Regions from separate parts of the Homo sapiens genome. Here region 1 is linked to region 2. The links are chromatin loops, found by intact Hi-C in ENCODE. Cell type or tissue: natural killer cell. All regions are shown on one strand.

What was found. Hi-C counts contacts between places; a loop is a spot of excess contacts. Peaks named below come from ENCODE experiments on the same cell type or tissue, not always from the same donor. Only the 100,000 strongest peaks of a DNase experiment are listed, where the experiment ranks them.
Region 1: a loop joins it to region 2, with 15 times the contacts of the local background. A loop is called at or near these places in 19 of 110 quality-filtered maps.

The regions. Positions count from the first base shown.
Region 1 is chr2:44,476,206-44,484,205 of GRCh38, forward strand. The region is part of intron 3 of CAMKMT (calmodulin-lysine N-methyltransferase); the gene reads left to right. LOC124907758 (a long non-coding RNA gene) reads left to right here. Exons shown (of 2, transcript XR_007086302.1): 1 at 1-8,000. Among named protein-coding and RNA genes, the nearest start is that of CAMKMT, 120 kb to the left of the region's middle. In natural killer cell, CTCF peaks have their summits at 3,394 (motif pointing right) and 3,595; a DNase peak (open chromatin) is centred at 3,386.
Region 2 is chr2:44,084,033-44,092,032 of GRCh38, forward strand. No RefSeq gene overlaps it. Among named protein-coding and RNA genes, the nearest start is that of PPM1B-DT, 81 kb to the right of the region's middle. In natural killer cell, CTCF peaks have their summits at 3,347 (motif pointing right) and 3,546; a DNase peak (open chromatin) is centred at 3,349; H3K4me3 peaks cover 434 bases; H3K27ac peaks cover 356 bases.

The sequences.
Region 1 (8,000 bases), 390 kb after region 2:
ACTGTTTATTCCAAGTGCTTTCAAAATGAAGACACTACTAAAGTGGTGAAAGCATGTGGTTGGAAAAAAAAAAGTAGTAGGAGATTATTAATTTCTTAAAGGTAAAGATTATTGCAAATTCAAAAGATCCCACTCATTATCAATATGTGGTCCTTCTACAGTTTTGCATAGTATAACATATTCTTAAAATGGGATACATAGTGACTTTGTAGCATCAACTATTTAAATTTTCTAGCTCCTGAGTCCTTTTCTTGCTGTGAAATGTGTTCATTTTATTGTGTGATGATATTAACATATATCAAGAATATAAGTGAAATATTAAATCTTGTCATGTTCAGGGTTTTAGGGTTCTTAAAAATGTGTAAAGGTGTTTTTACACTGTGTAAAAAAAAACTTTATATGTTTGTGAGATTTTGAGTTACCTAATTTTATAAACTAAATTACTTTGTGAAAAAAAAAATGCTTAGAATCATATGTTCCATGTAGCTCAATATTGTTTTCTGGAATTGAATTAAATTATATCTACAGTTGCTTAACAGAAAGAGCACTTAATTTGTAATCCACAGACCTCGTGGTCTTAGGCAAGCCATGTAATTTACTTGTCTTTCAATTTCCTCATCTGTAAAATGGGGATAATAACTCAAAGGATTGGTCTAAGGATCAATGCTTATGAATAAAAAGCACCTAGTACATGACACATGGTGGGTGCTATATCCCAGCTATTATTATTATCCAAATGGCTTATTACTGAAGTAATGAAAGAAAGCTTTTATACAGTCATATCAATGGTAGTTCTGGGTTATAGTCTCAGAGACATCATTACTATGAGGATATAGAGAATTTAGGAAAATTTTAAAAATTATTTAAACAAAATTTGAAAAACATTGTAGGCATGTATTACCACATACAATTATATCTGCCTACCTATGTATTTAATCACTATCTTTTAGAAAACACACAACAAAAGTTCAGTTTGCCGTAGTTCATTATAGAGTTAATAGGAGCTTGGAGATTTGATCTAATAACATGCACTTCATAGTAGAGCAAACCCATGATGTTATCAGAAATTTTGGAGAAGTCCAGGATTGGGGTGTACAGGTGTACCCACCCTGAGAACCAGTGGATCTATATAAGTCTGGTGTATTGGTTTCAGTACAATGATATTTATATACAACTTTGTATCAAATAAGTTTGCTAAGCCCTATTATAAGTTAAAACTATTTTTAAACCATATTTCCCCACCCTGGTTTGGAAATTGATAAAACAGTTTAAAGCTGAAAAACATAAACTACAGTAACTCAATAAACAATTTAAAAATAAGTTGTGTAGGTAGCTGGAAAAAATTATAAATCTCAAAAGTATAGATTTAAGATAAAGCCCAGTTATCTAGAATTATAAGGTTATAGTACATTTTTGGTTGAGCACATTTAGCTTTTTCTATTCCTCCATTTTGCCTAGCTGCCATTTCTTAACTATGAAAGGAATTGAAGAGTCCATCAGAGCTTTTGTTCGCACTAAAGAATAGTCATTTGAAGAAAATGGTGCCAGGCCAGACATGTAAAGATATTTAAAGAAAAGAAGGAAGGTGATAGGCCTAAATTCAGGACTATTAGCATATTCACAATGGTACAGGTATAGGCTAAGCTTGGTCACAGGTGAAAGGCAGTAGTGTGAGAACTCATGGAATTAACAAAGCTACTTCACACAAAGGGACGGATGGTACTTCCTCCATGTCCATTCCTTTCTAAGATTTCAGTGGCAAACAGCGTATGTAAGGCTGCAGTGACAATTTGTTTCAGTGGCCCTAAAAAATACCTATATGTACCATAGATTTAATGTGTAAAATTAAAAGCAATGTATATTAAATATTTTCTAGGAATCTGTGATTTTGTGACCAAAGATCTGAATATACTTAAAAACAAATCCTAATTTTTTTCTAAAGAAACATGATAAATATCTGGATAGCTGGCTACATTTTGAAATATTCACCCAATATTTCTGCAATAGTCAGCATTTCAATAATAATTTTATTTGCTTTTTCATGGCTTTGAATTGGGTATTATTTTGTTTCTTTGTTTTGTTCTAAGTCTATATATTTTTTTTCTTGCCACCATTTGCTGTGATTACAGATATAGGTTTAGAGTTTAGCCTTTGCAATATCATCAGTTGATGGCATGTCTACAGCAATATGGTGGATAATATTTTTTATTTTCATAGTATGAGTGCTACTTGACTCTGACTGAATGATTTTCTGTTACAAGATTTTCTTTAGTTTATAGACCTACTTTACCTTGGCTTCTGAATATGCTGAAATCCTTCTGCCCTTGGTTATAACACCTTTTATTTGTTAACATTTAAAATGCTTTCAAATCTTTAACAATAATAAAGGCATTAGTTATTTTAATTAATTTGTATGGATGGAATAAAACCAAAGGGAAGGTGTCATTTTCTGGTTGCAATAAAAAGATATAAAAGTTAATTGCTTTTCTTTTCTTCCTTTTTTTTTTTTTTTTTGAGAGGCGTCTCGCTCTGTCGCCCAGGCTGGAGTGCAGTGGCACGATCTCGGCTCACTGCAAGCTCCACCTTCTGGGTTCACCCCATTCTCCTGCCTCAGCCTCCCGAGTAGCCGGGACTACAGGCGCCCGCCACCACGCCGGCTAATTTTTTGTATTTTTAGTAGAGACGGGGTTTCATCATGTTAGCCAGGATGGTCTCGATCTCCTGACCTCGTGATCCGCCCGCCTCGGCCTCCCAAGGTGCTGGGATTACAGGCGTGAGCCACCGCGCCCGGCAATTGCTTTTCTTTTCTAAGAAAATTTTGCTGACATCCTTGGTACATATTGCTATTCTTAAATGTTTGAGTTTACTAATCCTCAACAGTAAATATCTTTAAAAATGTATAACCTTGCTTAATATTAGTTACCTAAGAATGCCACAAGAAACTGGCATCTTTATAGTTACTTTATATTACAGAGTGTAATAAATTCTAGAAAGATGGGACTAATTATGGTAACAGACATTTTATACTCAATAAAAACTTTCCTTAATTTCACCCTTATGCAGGGAGTCTCAGTAGAGTACCTCTCTTTTGTGTCTTGGTTGGTATGGCATGGCACTAAGTGACATTAGATTAGCAACTGGGGAACAACTTTGTGAAACTGTTTATGGAAGTGAATTTTCAGAGTTCACGGTTGTGGGTTTTTTTCCTATCTCAGATCACCTAGCAACTTTAGATTCAGGCGGAAGTTGGAGTTTATTTTACAAAACATGAAAAAGCTTTTAAACCAACATTTTTGAGGTAAATCTGTAGCAAAAGTGAGGCCACCTGCTGTTAAGAAAAGTGCCTACACATTCATCACATTTCTGTCCCCAGTAGAGGGTACTGCTGAGTAAAACACTGCCATTGTTGTTCAGATCCTATAGGTGGCAGCAGTTCCTACAGTTTCAGAGCATAACAATGGCTCGATTTGTGGGTCTAAGAATAAAGCTGTCACGAACTCATGGAATCTTTATACTGTAAGGGCTCTTCTTTGAAATGTGATACATGAGAAAATTACCATTAATGTTTAGTTTCCCTTTTAAGATTTAAGTAGCTTATCTTTCTTTTAAGTTCCATTTTGTATTTGAAAGTGTGTCCCCAAACAAGTATTGACAGCCGTAATTTTATGGTGTTAAATTATGAAGTATAAATTTTTAGGTAATCTCAGGGAAAGATATGATGTAAACTTTTTTTTCTTTTCCTCTCCCACCCTAGCCTTCCACCCCAATTACAAGAATCATCCATTGTTAATGTTGACTGCTGCTGCAATCTTGAGAAGGAAGTCCTAGTTGCTATACAAGCATAATTTTCTCCATGTTCAGGAGCTGAGTGCTTAATGGTTTTAACATTGCCATTCAACTTTTAGGAGGCTTTGAACCAAATTGTAGCACCTATCAAAGAGTGATTTTATAACTCTCTTTAAGAAAAAAGATTTGAAACATACTGTAGTTTCTGTTAGGCGACACAGAACTGAGGATGTAAGTACTGTACTCTTAGAGCAACTCACCTTTTGCCACTCCCAAGCAGCAGAGTGCTTGTTACTTCAGTGGGTCACTTGCACACACATACACACACCCTCCACACATCCAGAATAAACTCCATATTAGGTATAACAATTGTAATTCATTCAGTTTTAACGGTCAAGTGAACATTAAAAAAATTTTCCCTGCTAATTATTGTGTTTAGTTCAGAGAGTTGCAAAATGCTAAATAAAACTAGTTTTTTGGTTCAAGTCAAAATAGAGTTAAGCCTATCTCTAGAAATGCCTATTCAGAAATTCAGCAACCCTTGTCTTATTGCTCAAATTAATTATCCAGAAACTGTATTATGATCGTTTACTCAAATTAATATGAAAATCTGAGAATTCTATCTTTGTTTTAAATTCAGGAAAGACTAGATTCTTTTTATTTATCATTTGAGATAACAAAGTAAACTAATGGCAATGTATGAGTATCTTAACGTATTTTGAAGGGAATAGGTTAAACTGTTACTCTTTTGGAGCTGATCTCTTTGTATCAATTAGGTACATTTGTAAACTCTATATTTTTGAACCATATTTTTGGAACTAATCTAAAGCTGTGAAATGAATACATTATTTCAAATTAAAACATACATATTTATATGTATTATACATATCATACATAGAGATGCATATATATATTTATTGAAGATAAAGGAAATGTAGGTTTTAGGGTTGTAGAACATTTGGATCATATAAATAGGAGATACATGCCTATACTTTCTATCATCCATATTATGTGTGTGTGTGTGTGTATGTATATATGAATACATTTATTCAATAGTATGTTCAGAATGATGTTTTTCATGAAGAATTATTAGTGTCACATATGATTCCATTTCCCATTTGGTGGATGTGAAAGGAAACAGAATTATATAAGCAAAAAAGTTTGCTGGGAACCTCACATGCTCTTAGTAATTATTTTGTGCATTGTCAGCTACTGAAAAAATTATTTGTTTTTAAAGGAACTACTAGGAGCAAAGTATAAATCAACTTATTTTTGAACACTTGTAATATTATATGTTCATATAAAATCTATTTTTGATGGCATAATGACAGTTTAATTATGTGCATTTTTTTGTCCTTGCTGTTGTTTTTAGCATATTTATAATAGCTAGCTGAATAGGAAAAAATCATCACTTAAGGCAAGGCTCTTCAGGTCATCTGTGAACATTCTGTCTATCCTTTCTTTAAAAATATTTTGAACACCAAGATATGACAAGATAAATTCCATTTTTATTTTTGCAATTCTCTTTCAGAAGCTTATGTTAAAATTAATTTCAGTTTATATTATTTTCTTATGTAACTTATGAACATGTAAGGATGATCACTTTGTTCTAATTTGTAAATTTTTACAAAGTATTTTAGTAAAATGATATATGTCCTTCAGTGAATTCATATTGCTATTCAACAAAACATTCCCTAATGATAAAGTTGATATTTATGTTTTGTAAGTAAAATCATTTCGATGAATGACAAAGCTTTTGATGAATCAGATACTATCAAAGCTTGGAGTTGTTTTCAGAAATTGAATGTATGCTGGTTTAAAAAATAAGCTAAAATATATTTTTAGGTATCATACATATGGGGAAAAAATGAGATATATAGTTAAGTTTGAACAGCTTAGACTCATTTAAACCCGGGTTTTAGAAATTTCAATTCCTTGTAATTAAAAATTCTGTTGATCTATTTAAAAATGAATATGTATTTAACTTTCCCATATTTAACAATAGTAAACTTTAATATTAGTAAAATATTACCTAAAAGATGTTCACAGAAACTGTTGACATGTTTGAAAGGATAGAATATAATTAACTCATGCATTTTGAGGGGAATTTTAGGGCTTAGAGAATTGCATAATAGACTGATAGGGAAAGACTTTCAGGAGAGGGAGCACAGTGACTGATATGCCTGAATTTGAGAAAGCAGCAGATACAATAAATGTCTGATTCTATGTAACAAGTAGTAAATGGAATTTTTCACTAATTGAATTTTTCTGTTTAACCTAGTGTCCATGTGTACGTATTGTACATATGACTAGTTTTGTAAGCATTAGAATATAATAAACTTAATCTTAAACATACACCCAAAACAATTACTTCCAAAAATTCTTCAGGAGGTCTATTGGAATCTTTAGTGTGAATGATTATCATTGTGAGCATCTATTGCTATTTTAGAGTCTTGCTTATGGGGAAAAATAATTTGATAATGATTGAGCTTTCTGATTACCTGGGTACTACATAAATAAGAGTGTTAACACTAATTTCTGTACATTTAGGTAAATATATTTACTTATAAACATTTAACGAAAATATTATTATTAAACATAGTTCTATTTTGAGTAAATAATTTAAAATGCTGGGACCGTTTTCTCTGAGTGGCCTTCTTCAGACTTCTGGACCCTAGAAATGGCCTTATACTTCACCCTAGGAGGGCCCTTTTTTTCACAGGCCTGAAACTCTGTAGAATCCATGTTGGATATTATTAATGAACATGTTTCTTTTTGTAGAGGGGAGAATGATGATTAGAAAGGTAAATTAGTATCATAAACACTCCAGATATTTCAGCATATGCGTGAAATTATTCTCTCTCTTCATGGAATCCATTGTCTTCATGTGCATCTAGTTTCGTGACCTACAAAAGAGGACTTCTGAGCCATGGGCATGTACAATCAGGTTCTGCTTAAAGTCAACATTTCTTATAAAGGCACCATCTGTATTACAAAGAATCATGATGCCAATGCTGTGGCTTTGAGTGCTGTCCAATGGAATCAACAAGTACATATAGCATGCATGTTGTGGGCAAGACATGTGCTTAGCACTATATAAAAATACACTAAAGGCTCCTACAACTGACATTTTCCCATTCAGGCCTGACTCTTCAGCCCTCTCTACTCTCTTACCTGAATAGATATGTCACCCTCAGTCAGTGTGGGGAGAATAAAGCTGAATGTGAAATTTAGCTGCCTTAACATTTAAAGTCAACTTTTCATTTAACTCATTTTTTTCTTCTGTGCTTTCAGAAAAACAATGATGAGATCAAAATTAGTTACTCATGAATTCAACCACAGTTATTAAACTTTACTATTTTTGAGGTATAGGGATCCAACAGTACCTGTTCTGAAGTTCATTTTAGTCTAATGGACTTTATTAGCCTTAAAGATGTTATCTAGTTAATGCAATATATTACACATAGGCAGTGTAATTGCTCTCCTCTGTTTAGAGAGTGTATATGAGTAGTCATAAATTCTTGATGGCATAACCCAAACTGGTATCCTAAATCCTTGACTTCTAATTTTAGACCATTGTACTTCTAAAGTTTGCTTGTAATTTGAGTATTAAGAAATTAAAGGACAAGAACATATGAAGGCCATCATGTAGCTCAAGGTCTAAGGGAAAATAATGCTGTTTCAGTTCTCAATATAAAACAAAAATAATTATATGAGTAATTATTCATTTTGAAAACTGATCTTCAAGTAAAACTGGGCTTAATCAAAAAAGGAGTAAGCCCTGAAGACCTTTTGCATTGTAAAATTCTAGCAAAGTTGTGATTCCCGTTGATTTTAAAGAGTGATAGGAGTGGAGCTTCTGAATATCCCCTGAGATTTTAGAAGTATATGATACTGGCAGTTGTCACAAAAATATATTTCTAGAGAAGTCTGAATAATTGACTCTTTAAAAATTATGTTTTCTTGCAAAATCTCTAAGGAACTGAAGAAGTTTCTAAGAATCACAGGCATGCTCTTAAAGCATTACCATGAGCCTTTACTCTGAAATACCTCATAGTGGTACCTCATACCTTCTTTGCAGAAATGAGTGCCTAAGTCCTAATGGGGAGAAATGTACTCCAAAATGATCTGAAGCCATTGGCAGGGAGACAGAAGAGATACTATTAGCAGAGCAGAAACAAAAATAGGTGGATAGAGCCAATGGGTTTTTTTTT
Region 2 (8,000 bases):
GAGATTGCAGTGAGCCATGATCGCACTGAGCCAAGATCGCGCCACTGCACTACAGCCTGGGCGACAGAGCTATACTCTGTCTCAAGAGTGGAAAAAAAAATAGGAAAAAATATAATAAAAGAATAGTTAACCAAGTGTGGAAGGAGTAAGAGGTGGCTTCCAGGAAGAAATGATTCTTAACCTAAGACCTCAAGGATGGTGTGTAGGAACTAGTCAGAAAAGGATAGCGGCAGCTATAGCCAGTAGAGGTGCTAGCATGTGCAATGTGCAGAAATTGGCAGCCAGAGAAACAGTTTCAGACTGCATATCTGATTATATCAACCCACACCCTCATAGTGCACACTTTTTGCTGCCTCTCCAAAAGACCGTTTCCCTCTCCCTCCCTCCTTGCTGGCAGAAAACTCCTTCTATGAGACAGGCTCCCTAGTTCCTTCTACTAGGCCTTGGGCACATAACCTAATTGTGGCCAGTGAGGCTGACATAAATTCTCTGCTTGGCCAAACTCTAGTCAGCCTTCTGAACTTTCTCCTAGGCCCATCTGTATACTTCCTTGTAAAATCCAGTTTTAGCAAAAACCCCGCTAAGTCAATTTGGCAAGAATATCCCACTCTCAATGTCTGATCGCCTTTAATATCTGACTGAGTTCCTCATTCTCCATCATCTTCCAGATGATAACTGATAACCATGGGCTGCCTTCAACAAGAATCCTGTCAGGTCAGTTTAGCCAGAATTTCCCCTAACCCACTCGGATGCCTTTCTCTCTCCCTCCCTCCCTCCCTCCCTCCCTTCCTTCCTTCCTCTCTCTCTTTTCTTTCTTTCCTTCTTTCTCTCTCTCCTTTCTTTCTTTCCTTATTTCTCTCTCTCTTTCTTTTCTTTTCCTTTTTTTTGGTCTTTCTTTCCTCCCTTCTTCCTTCCTTTCTTCCTTTCCTTCCTTTCTTCCTCCCTTCCTTCCCTTCCTTTCTATTCTCAGGGTCTCACTCTGTTGCCCAGTCAGGAGTGCAGTGACGCGATTGTAGTTTACTGTAACCTTGAACTTCTGGGCTCAAGCGATCATCCCACCTCAGCCACCTGAGCAGCTGGGACTACAGGCGTGCACCACCATGCCCAGCTAATTTTTTTAGTTTATGTAGAGATGAAGTCTTGCTACCTTGCCCAGGCCAGTCTTGAACTCCTGGCGTCAAGCCTCCCACCTCAGGCTCTCAAAGTGCTGGGATTACAGGTGATAGCCACTGTGTCCAGCTTATGTTTTCTCTTAGTAATTTTCCATCCACTGCCCCCCCAACCACAACCCTGCTTCTTAGCTTAAATTCCCAGTGGCCCTTGCTGTCAGAGTTGAGCTCAATCTCACTTGCACTGGAAAATCCCATTTCAGTAGTCCCTACACCTATGACAATGGTCCTGAATAAAGTCTTCCTTACTGTGCTTTAACCAGTATCATTAAATAATTTTTTTTTGTTAACAGGGCCTGAGGGCAAGTCTGTTTGGGGGTTTCTGGGAAAGGTTTTCCTCCTTTGTAAAAAGTTGCGAGGAAAAAAAATTTAACTTTCTTTGGCTAGATGGAGTCATGTCTATACGATACCTGGGACTGAGGCAGCTACTTTGTGGCCATAAGGTAACAAACCTAAGGACAAGTCCAATAGGCTAAGGATAGTGAAGATAAAAGGATCCTTCATGACAATATTGACCACCCCAAACTACTCTGGAAGCACCTGTCTTTTGCTTTTTGTTATATGAGATAATAAATATCCTTATGTTTAAGTCACTTCTAGTTGGGTCTTCTGTTATATGTAGCTAAAAAACCTTCTCACCAATACAGCCCTTAAATAGTTGGCTGGGCGCAGTGGCTCACGCCTGTAATCCCAGCAATTTAGGAGGCCGAGGCAGGTAGATCACCTGAGGTCAGGAGTTCGAGACCAACCTGGACAATATAGTGAAACCCCATCTCTACTAAAAATACAAAAATTAGGCCAGGCGTGGTGGCTCACGCCTGCAATCCCAGCACTTTGGGAGGCCAAGGTGGACAGATCACTTGAGGTCAGGAGTTTGAGACCAGCCTGGCCAAGATGGCAAAACCCCGTCTCTACCAAACATACAAAAATTAGCCGGACATGCTGGCGGACGCCTGTAATCCCAGCTACTCCGGAGGCTGAGGCAGGAGAATCACTTGAACCCCAGTGGCAGAGGTTGCAGTGAGCAGAGATCCTGCCACTGCACTTCAGCCTGGGTGACAGAGTGAAACTCTGTCTCAAAAAAAAAAAAAAAAAAAAAACCTTTAAATTATGTATGTATGTATTTATTTATTTTAGTAGACACGGGGTCTCAATATGTGGCCCAGGCTAGTCTTCAACTCCTGGGCTCAAGCAATCCTTCCACCTTTGGCTTCCCAAACCCATTATTTTTAGAATGAAGAAGGAATTCTCTTGTGACTCCCAAGGCCCTACTTGACCCCTGGGAAGTGTGCTCTTCTGTTTTCCCCCGCGCTCTAGCACCACTCGCCTTCTTTCACCTCCCTCTCCCCTGCAAGAAAAAACCTTTCATACCCGCGGCTCTCTCTGCCAGGAGAACCCTTCCTCCTCCATTCCCCTACCTGGTTCTCAGCACTTTGAGGTGGTTTGTAACGCAGCAAAACTGATCCAAAAGTAAAATGAGTTTGTGTTTGTTTTCATCAAGTTAAAAACCAACTCATTTTCCTTTTGTGTATCATCTGCAGGGGAAAAGCAATAATGCGCAGTTGACCTTCCCCGACCCCGGGCCCAGCGCATTTCTGGGGCATCTCCCAGCATGCTGCTTGTGTCCTGCAGAAAGCTCCGCAGCCTCCTTCTCGCATTAGCCTGACGGGAAAGTAAATTAGGGCTATTCCACCCCTGCACTCCCTCCCCCGCCCCAGTCCCAGCGAAGCCCGAAGCAAAACCCCAAATCTTGTAGCCCTCTGCGATTAGCCTGGCCATGCCACTGCTTCTCCCTCCAGGACTGGAAATCTGGGAACTGCTTTCATTAAGGGTGCCCAGCCTTGAGGATTGTGTCCCCGCCCAGTTTTAGCTAGAAGTTATTCTGGCAAGAGTTCACGGTGTCTGACTCCTTTTATAAAAAGAAGGCTCCCAGGAATCAGAAGCCAGACGGGACAGCGCAGTAACGCCCAATGGCCCGGATTACGCAGCCCTCGTTTTCCTCTAGCTGAGGTCACGGAGGAGCTTCTTGCCCCTCTGTGGGTTTCTTCCCTTCCCCGCGCCTTTCCAGCGCCGGCCAGTTCTCCCCCAGTTCCCTTCCAGCCGTCCCAGGTCCGCTTCCCCTGGGCCCGGAGCCGCCGCGCCATTGAGGACACTCTCCTCGAGGTGGCAGTAGAGAGCCGTTCACTGCCCAGTCCGCTGACGTCACCTTGTTTACCCGGCTCCGGGTCATTTTTAGATCTAAGATCACAGGATGTTAATTGGGCCAATGATTTCCCATTCATTTGGGCAAAAGGCCCTCCTACTGGGCGTTCGGACAAGTACGATGTCCTTCTTGATACATATTGCTGCGGGGAGTATTTATTTGCAAACACTTGTAGTTTCATCTTCAGGAGATAAGGGTGCTACCAGTGGCTCCATGCTATGGGCTTTTTAGGGTCACTTGAGTTTTGGAGCCTGAATGAGGGTGGCATTAACTGGGGAGAGAAGAAAGGGTAGATATTACAGTGGTGTTTGGGGAGGCATCCTTAGAGCCAGCAGAGAGCCTCCAGAGGGAATCTGCCTTTTTACTTCACCTTCCCTTCCCCTTGTAAAGTAACCACTGCAGTCAGTCAGCAGGAAAGCCTTTGGACTTTGGAACTTGGAGGGAGAAGGAAAGCAGCTGATTTGGCCTAATTGTGTCCTGATTAGTCGTGGGAAGACACCTTGTAACTTAGGGGCCAAGAGGCCCCTGCTTTGGATGCTCTCACCCAGGAATTGGGTCTGAATGCCTCAGAGCCATAAATCACACGTTTCACACACTGGAACTTTTCATCCCAACAGTAGCAAGCACACACTATTTCTTACGGGTCACTCCTAGCTACCCAGCTGCGGATGAGGAAAGGTGAGGCACACAGCAGCTGAATGACCGAGCTCACTCTCTCATCTCCAGGCCCTGCCTAGTTTTAGCAAAAGTAAAAGCATCAAAAGCACCGGGACGCCTGCTCTTCCAGCGCCAGGTTTGGTGGGTGGGGAATGGAAGGAGCTGGGAGTTTGTCTCCGACTGTTCCAGAGGCAAAATAAGCAAATACAAGCAAAAAGGATCAGCTGTGAGATCCTTTACAAGACAGCAGAAGCGTCTTATGCTAAGGAGAAGAAAGAGAAAAGCTATAATGTTAAAAACAAATGAGCCTTAGAAGTTTTTAAAGTGCCTGCTCCTTCCTCTCTACCTCCCATTCCACCTTTTTACATGCTGCTGCAGCTGCCATATGAATACCAACTCCCAGAAAGGGCAAAAGCGCTCTTCCTAGTTTGCAGTCCACTGGAGTGATCAGGCTAGGCTGAAGAGATAGATGGTTTTCATGCAGGCAAGAAGAGAAGGAAAATTCGATTCAGTTCAATTCAACAACCATTTCTTGAGCTCCTATTCTGCGTCAACTACTCAGACAGGCAATTTAGCTTATGAAAACATGGAAAGATACCATTCCTGCCACTGTGGAACTTTGAGTCTTGATGAGTGTATAGACATGGGGAGCTTTTTGTTCCCTTGGTAAAGCACAGGATGAAAGAAGGATGGAGAGAGACATTACATTGCAATAGAAAGGGAGAATGCCAAGTGAATGGCTTTGAAAAGCATTTCTCCACTCTGCTGTGGCATCTGCTTAAAAGTAGTGTTGAGGACAGAACCTGGAAACAGTGGGAGAGCTGCTTGGCAGAGAACAGGAGTCCCACACTACAGGCACTCGGACCTCTAAGGAGGCTGAGAGAGGCTGAAAGAGAAGAGAGGAAGCCACTTGCTCAGAGATCAAACTGGACATTGAAGGGCAGGGATTTTGGCAAAAGTTAAGAAGCATCACAGAACCATGCAAGGAAAGTACAGGGGTGTGGAGCATCCCCTATAGCTGTCCCAGGTGTACGTTCAGGAAAAGCATTTAGACCCAGCCTGAGTTTCTTGCATCTGTGAATAGGAAGAAATATGTGACCAGGAAGAAATAAGTGCTCCCAGGTCCCCTCGTCACCAATAATATCATCTTTTCAAAGGCCTTTTGTTGAGAACCTGGTGATAATTCAGATCCATCCTAACCACAGGGAGGTAGAGAGGAAGGAGCAGGCACTTTAAAAACAAGGAGAAAGCAGACAATGAAAAGTTTTTATTTTTCATGGTTATATGAAATTTTGAAAATATTTCTGAAGCTCTTAAATTGTTAAATTTAAAACAAATACAGACAACAGCATAAAACAAATATACAGCTTCAAAATGCATAAAGCAAACATTCTAGTAACCTTGTAACCACCCATGAGAAGAGATAGGACCATGTCAACCACCCCAGCAAGAACTTTTTAAACCATAGTAACTGCTGTAGGCTCCAAGACTGGGCGGATTACTTCCAGGATGTTATGAAGCCTCCAAGGAAGGAAAGGGCCTTTCAACTATCAATCAGGCAATATGATCAAGTGCATATAATAGTGTCACATACAAAGTGTAGGACCCTATCCCCACACATTTACCTCAGAGAGGTAAGGAAGGAAGAGGACGAAAGAAGAGAGAAAGGACAGGAAGGAGACAAGGAAGACAAGAAAGGATTCAGTATTCATAGAGTGCCTGCTATATGCTAAGTGCTTCACCTACGTTCTCTGTCCCTTTTAATTTTTAATTTTTTTTTTTTTTTTTTAGTGGGGGACAGAGTCTTGCTCTGTATTCCAGGCTGGAGTGCAATGGCATGATCTTGGCTCACTGCAACCTCCACCTCCGGGGTTCAAGTGAGTCTCCTGCCTCAGCCTACCCAGTAGCTGGGAATACTGGCGCGGGCCACCATGCCTGGCTAATTTTTGTGTTTTCAGTAGAGATGGGATTTCACCACGTTGGCCAAGCTGGTCTCAAACTCCTGACCTCCAGTGATCCACCTGCCTCAGCTTCCCAAAGTGCTGGGATTATAGGCATGAGCCACTGCGCTCGGCCTGTATGTTATCTCTGAAGGAGATACATGAAACATTAATCCTTACTACAGTTCTGAGGTTAGTGTTGTTAGGCCTACTTTACAGATGAGGACACTGATGCACAGAGAGGTTAAGTAACTTGTGCAGAGTCACATGGCAAGAATGGGGCAGAGTCGCTCCAGAGCTCCAGTCTTCCTCCCCACTCTAAATAGTGTTATGTATTAACACTATTAGTTAGTGTTAGTTATGTTAGTTAGTGTTAGTTAGGTTAGTATGCTGGATGCTTCAGTTTGCCTTTCTAAATCGACTCGTGATTCTTTTCTACTCTGCCCTATGCCACTAACGGTATCAATGGGCTTGGTTACTCTTTGGCTTCTAGTTGGGTTTAGCCAGTGGGTATCCTAGGTAGGAGATCAGAGGGAAGAAAAGGTGTGGGAGCCCTGGGGGATCACCTCTGGGCTGGCTGTATCCTTTGACACATGGTCACAGCTCTTCTCAGGTGCTGCTAAACATGCAGGGCATACTCTACAGGTTCTGGTGACTGCACCACTCCTGACCCCTTGAGGCCTAGGGTGGCCAAGTTGCTGTTACTTATTACACTACCCCTGTGGTTTCCCTACATCCTGCCTGCACCTTTGTAAATAGCCCCTTTATTCAACTCTTCTCAAATTACTCAATTTGAGTGTGCCATCTGTTTCCTGCCCAGGTCTGGCCTGATATAAATAGAAAGTCAGGAAAGCAGCAGCCCAGAGGCCTCCCCGCTAAGTGGGCAGCATTCCTCAAGGGTACAGGACCAGTCACAGGTGAATCAAGACACCCTCTCATGTGAAGGGCTTCAGGACGCGCTCTGTCTCTCTCCCTCTCTCTCTCCCTCTCTCTCGCTCTGTGTGTGTGTGTGTGTGTGTGTGTGTGTGTGTGTGTGTGAACACATCTTTGGCTTCCATGTAAGCCTAGACATCCTCCCACTGTTTCAGGTTTCTCAGTGTTATGCCAAGGAGCTCTTGCAGTGTCTGTTCATTGATTCAGAGATTCGTTCATTGATCAGGCCTTCACAGTGTTTCAGGAAATGTGAAGAAAATTCCATCTTTGGGTGACCATTAGATGCATGAGACTAATAGGAATTGGAGAAGGAAGAGGTGGTAAGCCAAGGATAAACACTGCAGATGGTGCCGGAATGGTCTCTAATCTGTCTCAACTAGCAGCTCTGGGGGTTTATGGCAGTTGTCTCTGGGTTTTTATGGTCAACTGCCATCCTCGTTTTACAAGGGAAGAAAATGGAAGCTGGAGGGTATGGGATTTATTCATTTCCTTGGGCAAGGTCAACAAGGAGAGGCAGTGCTTGATAGGAACTGAAGAAACCCCCACACTTTCCTACCCGTGTCCTGCAGAGTCTCCAGAAAATAATATTCAGTCTATAACACCTTCCAAGCTTTTACCAGAATCAGTCCTCTCTTGAGCAAGCCAGGATCAGAATAGGGCCAGCGCTCAGTCCCAAGAGCTTAGTACCACCATTCTCTGTCTTTACTGGGCACCACGTGCGTGTGTGTTTGGGGAAAGTATCTGGGGAGGTGATGGGGAAGGGAGAGGCAAACACAGGAAACAGCTCTTTTTGAGCTTGTCTGCAGAGACTGTATTATGAATATGAGAGATAGGATTTCCCTCAGTGAGAAATGCATGAGAGAAGCCAGTGTCAAGAGTTTTAGCCTTTCCCAATTCCAAATGCCATGGCAAGGTTTGCAGGACCAATCCAGACACCCAGTATCAAAATGTCCAAGGGTGTTTCCCATTCCTCCTTCTTGCTTAGAAGCAGCATCCAGGACCTCTCATAATGGCTGCTTTGGATGAGGACAATGGCTTCATTACCCATCCAGGCAGTTTCAGGAGATGGGGTTTCTCCTTTTTGTTTCTTCTATGCCA